2 separate regions of the Homo sapiens genome follow, and region 2 is linked to region 1. The links are chromatin loops, found by intact Hi-C in ENCODE. Cell type or tissue: GM12878. All regions are shown on one strand. Each heading gives the region's core, and the rest is flanking DNA. Links, peaks and the distances in the headings are about the cores only.

Evidence for each region. Peaks named below come from ENCODE experiments on the same cell type or tissue, not always from the same donor. Only the 100,000 strongest peaks of a DNase experiment are listed, where the experiment ranks them.
Region 2: a loop joins it to region 1, with 6 times the contacts of the local background. A loop is called at or near these places in 2 of 110 quality-filtered maps.

Annotation. Positions count from the first base shown.
Region 1 is chr11:128,550,832-128,553,751 of GRCh38, reverse strand. All of the region lies in intron 3 of ETS1 (ETS proto-oncogene 1, transcription factor), which reads left to right. Among named protein-coding and RNA genes, the nearest start is that of ETS1-AS1, 26 kb to the right of the region's middle. RefSeq lists enhancers at 459-568, 579-838, 1,049-1,138, 1,251-1,320, 2,202-2,743 and a cis regulatory region at 347-847. In GM12878, for the core only: no CTCF peak of the experiment used is centred there; DNase peaks (open chromatin) are centred at 631 and 1,711; H3K4me3 peaks cover 1,302 bases; H3K27ac peaks cover 2,500 bases.
Region 2 is chr11:128,411,627-128,414,546 of GRCh38, reverse strand. LOC124902789 (a long non-coding RNA gene) reads right to left here and starts at 1,399. Exons shown (of 2, transcript XR_007062948.1): 1 at 1,089-1,399. In GM12878, for the core only: no CTCF peak of the experiment used is centred there; a DNase peak (open chromatin) is centred at 1,276; H3K4me3 peaks cover 761 bases; H3K27ac peaks cover 1,842 bases.

The sequences.
Region 1 (2,920 bases), core at 222-2,721:
TCAGAATGTTGTTCCTATTCACGAAGGGGCAGAGGCTGAGGAGGAGGAGGAGGAGGGTGGCGGGAGTGTGGAGGGAAGGGGAAGAGAGAATCAAGCAGAGAGAAAGTATGAATGAGGGAAAGACTTATCAGGTGAGTGGGAGAGAATACTAAAGCGCCAAGGTCTGTCGGGAATCGATTGGACAAAATAGATGATAAAGCGGGTATGGTGGAAGAAAGAAGAGATGTGTGAAAATGGACAGAAAATAAAGGTGGATATTAGTAGCATGGTAGGGAATAATGGGAAAGGAAGATGAAAGATGAATGGGAAAGGGAAAAAAAGTGGGGAGCCCAGAAAAAGACAAGGCAAGAACAGGAGGGGAAGATAACATGAAAGAGAAAAATAGATGAATCTGAGGACATTAGCTATACAGCTAAAAAGGGAAGCCACATTTGCATGCAATTGCCTGTGCAGCTGTACATTTCTTCACAACAATCTTGTAGTCATCATTTTCTTTCATTTCTACCTCCTCCTACCGTCCGCCTCTTCCCCCTCCTCCCTATCAGCCTGGAGCCATTAGCGAGAGCCAATGGGGCTGAGTGCTGGTGTTCTGCATGAATGAATGGGCCCTTTCTGTCTCAGCTTCTCGTCATCCTTCTGTTAGGGAACCTTGTGAATCAATGGAGCCTCTTACACAAGACACGGCTGAAATGTCTGTTGCTGTTTATAGTCTGACTGGAGTGGAGCCACTGACCCTGCCTCCTCTCTGCTCCCTTCCTCTATTCTGTCCCTCAACCTCAGCCCTTTCTCTCCAACCACCATAACAAGAATCATTTTTACGTTTCAGTTTCTTGCTCCTGTCTCTAAGAGCTCACTGACGTTTTACCGTCATTAACTGTCATGACTGGTTCCTACCCACAGTCCTGTTGGATACACAGGGTAACGGTAGCGAGCCTCAGAGTGGTGCCTAGACCTAGCTGAAGTCAGACACTGCCTGTTTTCCAAAACCGACATCAGAGACCCAGCTGAGCACACAGGACACAAGACCTCGTCCATCCCATCAATGCCAGCGGTCCATATTTGATTTCAACTTCACCCTTATGATGCTCATGAATGGTCATAGTTCATATCAGAAAATACGATGCTTACTTAGCACTCTTCCAAAGTGTTATAGTATCAAATTATTTTTCATTTCAAGGATGGATTTGTCTGAAATCAGCCAAACTTATGGATGTGATGTTGTGAGCAAAGTACACTTTTGCAAAATACTTGCTTAGAGCTGGGAAGCAGCCTGGAGCTAGAGAACATAGGAAACACAACTTACCTTCATGAGGAGGAACCTATAGTCTTATTACCATGGTCTTTGATTGATTTGAGAAACAAGACAATACTTTTTCTTGTAGAATGCAGTTTGCTATGTCTTTGGTCACTGAACACAGTAAAACCTTCACTCAACCACATTCACAGCCTATCTGCCACTTCCCATTCTTCATGAGAAAGGACATCTATTTAGTGTAGTAGGAAAGAACCCAGACGCTGGACCCAGGTTGCTTGTGTTTGCATCAGCTCTTCCGTTATAACTGTGTGACCTTAGACAACTTAATCTTGTAACCCAGTTTCCGGATCTATACCAATGATTCTCCAAGCATGGTCCCCAGACCAGCAGCATCACTATCATCTGAGAACTTGTTAGAAATGCAAAATCTCGAGCCGTACCCCAGACTTATCGAAGCAGAAACTCCCAGGGTACATGAGAATCACTTTAGGGTTTGTTAAGACACTGGTTATGGAGTTCTACCCCCAGGGTTTCTGATTCAGTGATTCTAGGCTAAGGCTCAAAAATTTGCATTTCTAACAAGTTCTCAGGTGCTGCTGATGCTGCTGGTCTAGAGATCACACTTTGAGAACCACTAAGTTAGTATGTGTAAAGCATAAAACAGTGCCGTCACTTAGCAAGCCTGATATGAATATTTGCTATTATGACTCATTGACCCAAAGTGCATTTTGGGAGTCCAAACTGGGTTTCATTGAGTCAGAGAGTGACCCACTGATTGGTTGAACACGTTTGGTGACCAGTGCCATGCCCGGGATACTGAGAAAATACATGGAAAAGGGGAAGCCTCAGTTCTCCTTTAAAACAACTTCTATGCAAGTGTGTGTGTGGGTGTACATTTACATGCTAGAGCAAATGGTTTCCATGTGAAATATTACACTTATTTATGACATAAAGTTTGGCAGTATTAATGTGTGGCTTTGGATCTCACTAAAATCTCTAAAACAAATTTACTAACAAAATGGTGGAACTAAAGAATGTCTTTCCCAAATAAACTTTGGAAGTTCAAGTGGGAGATACGCTGAGATTCCGAGTTCATAGTCCCTCCTGGGGCTTTCTCATATGGCCTAGCGGCTGGGAGAGATCAAACCTGGGCCAGTGTTTGGAAAGGGCTATCCACAACCAGGTGGGATGTCTCAGCAGGAAGCACAGATGCCTCCAATTTGGCTTTTAAGTGTTGAGAGCGCTGAGGGAGTGCCAGAGAGACTTGTTAAATGGAGACTCACCTTGCTCTGAAATGTTTATTCTTATGGCAGGTCTGTGGTTTTACAGAATGGTGTTTCAGACTATCATCTGCTGCACCCCTCTCTTCTTTCCTCATTCAGGGTGTGCTTTTCTTTTCTAAAGGGTGTGTGTCAGGTTCTTTGTTCTTCAGAACAGAACGGTCCTGAGAGTGTGTGTGCTTTAGGGATGTTGTAACATTGGACGATTACAATATTGGACTAATGCTGTCCCTGAGAAAAGGCTGGACGGTTCTTCTTAGAGAAGACTTACAGGGAGTCCAGGCAAAGTGAATTAGAAACACAACTGGGCCACTCCAGTCTCTTTATTTTATTTTATTCTTTCAATTTTCTAGCTCAGTGAGGAACTGTCTATGCTAATGCCCAA
Region 2 (2,920 bases), core at 133-2,632, 140 kb after region 1:
CTATGTACATATAGTTTCTTACTCTCTCTCAATCTCTCTCTCTCTCTCTCTCTCTTTCTCTCTCTCTCTCTTTCTCTCTCTCTCTCTCTCTCTCTCTCTCTCTCTATATATATATATATATATACTATGTATATGGTGATCAATTTTGGAGTATTCTATCTTACTTGGAAATTATCTAGGCATCCAACAATTAGCCATTAATTAACTAGGTGTAATGTTAGTCCATCTTAAAATTAACTAAGGATCTTGGAAGTTATTTTTAAGCAGAAACATTATAGAATGTGTTAAAACTTTGTTAAAATTGTATTTCAATTTGGTTGAAAACATAATTTTACAATTTTCACAATCATGATTATGTAGAAGTCATATTAGCTAATTTGATCAGTAAGTCAATATAAGAAATTTAGGAAGTTCAGAATAACTAGTCACTTTATCAGGAAACACCTCAAATCTTATAAAACTAAAATATATACTTACGCTTAATACACTAATAAGATCAGGGGAACTATATATATGGCTATTTTGAAACAAAATGGCCAAACAAACCAGTTTGACCTAACAAAAATTTCACCTTGATTCAGTAAACTTGGATTTTTACATAAAAATGCTTTTGGGCTAATTATTTTTATAAAAAGGGCTTTTTATACTTTTAAAAAATACTTAAAGTATAGTCTTTAAAATATATTTAAAATATTAAAATTTTAGTTTATTTTCTAGGAAAATATTCTGAATTCTGGGAAAATAATAGATTCATTTAAGCACGTATTCTCTCTAAGCTAATTACAACATAGAACATAATTTAAAATACTTTGTGACATAATTTCTTAATACACTCCAGAGGTAGAAGAATATTTCACATTTATGTACTGAGAGGTAAAGGCTTTCTTCACTTACAGATATACAGAGAGCCCATGGCTTCAGTTCTATAACTTCAGACATGAGTCAAAGTAAACACAAAAACACACTCACCGGGCTGGATCTCAAAGATTTGTTATCCTTTTTGGAAGACATACAATATTTATTTGAGCTCATGGGTAGACAAAAAGACAAACAAAAATTAATTAACCACATTATCTACTGTTTCTCACCTTAGAGAGACTAGATTCTTGTTATCCAAGAGATCACCAAATGGACAGATGACAAAACCAGATTCTCAATCATTGTTGCCGTCTATGGGGAATACCACATCAGCCACAGATAAATCATACCCAGAGCCAAACTTGGTCAAGTAAAGAAACAAAAGTGAAAATACAAAATCAGGAGAAAAAGACCAGAAAAAGTCAAGACAGGTGAAGTTGTAGGTGCCACTTGGGAATCACTCCAGGAACCCAAAAAAGACATTTCAGGACTTTAACAATTTGTGAGATGTACTTTTAGGCAACACAGTTGAACTGGCTCTGGAAGATGAGTTCCACGGGTAGGTCAGTGGGACCTTCAAAACAGTTAAAGATTAATTTTCAGAAAGTTAAAAACAGTACTCTCATGCAAATATGGATGGACTAGTTCTCAAATATACATTCATTTGTTAATAAGGGAATCAGTAAGATGGTAAAGCTACTCAAAGGGGGAAGTTTTGAGGAACTGGACATTTTACAGGCATTTAAGTAAAATAAGTAAAATAGGTATTAAATTGGTTAATGTTCTACAGGGGAATAAAACTATAACCTTTTGGATTATCTTCTCTACTGGACTGAAATATGCAAGTTAACCTGAAACTTTACAATGTCTGCACTCTAATAAAATTATAAAAGGAATGACAAACATAAGCAAATTCCCCAGGAAAATGAAAGAATCCTTGGGTGGGCCTATTAAGCAATGCTCCAGCATGATATCGAAAGGAAACACCACCCACCCTTCTTTGATTTTTTCCCCCTATTTTTGGATAATTTTTCTTAATACTTTATTGCTCTTCTTGTTCTGTTTGTGTGAGTGAAACATGTTTGTTTCTTTGTTCTCAAACTACTCCATTCTTAGATTTCTCTGAGCAGCCTTGATTCCTAGACAGCAAGTATTTTAGGATTTAAATTTTGCCTCTGGCCTTCAGGTTAATAATAATTTCATCAATTTTTTTTCTCTGTAACATTCTAAGATAATGGTATGTTTAAAATAAGGACCCTCAGTTTTTCTTCTTCGTTTACTAAAACAATCTCCTGCTTTTCCATGGGAAAAACTGTAGCTTGGAACTCTAAAGTCCAAGGCCCTTTTCTAAACTTACGTAATTAACTAAAGCAATTTACTCTGTGGTGACTCTTGGATCTGTGGATAAACCACTTGAATTCAAAGTTATTTCTTCCCTACCTCCTCTCCAGGCTCTAAAAGAGGTTCAAAATAATATCAACAATGAACAAAATTATGGGTACTTAATCAAGGACTAACTATTCTTGGTTTAAAAGTGTAAAGCTAGCATCTCACATATAACAGTGCTCTGTAGCACAAACGCAAAGTAGCTACCTTTGAAGTTTAAAATAGAGAACTCCTTTCTTGACTGAGAAACACAGTTCAAACAGCAAACGACTCTTCTGCGGCACCCCTTCCTGGATATCCCTCGGCTCCTCCCTGTTCTGCCACAGTGCCTAAATGTGTGTAACAGGAAGACTCTTTTCCTTTGATCAGATCCTTGCCAGAAATAACATGGCTTGCACAGGTTTACTAAGCCCCTCACCCCATTTAGTTGGCATTTGCTTAGATTTCTGAATGTTACAAAAAGTTATCATTTGCAAACAAAGTTGCCGTTAACTCTAGTGACTTATAAAAGTCAAAATGCCATATGATTTACTTCTAAAGGCTAAGGCCTTTACAAGTGCACTAGTTAAAAACCAGCCACACAGATATAGGAACCAACCCCGTGACATAGGGTCAAAATCCCACAATACCTAGTTGCTAAAATCTATAGCCTCATGCCTATAATCAAGGCCCCACA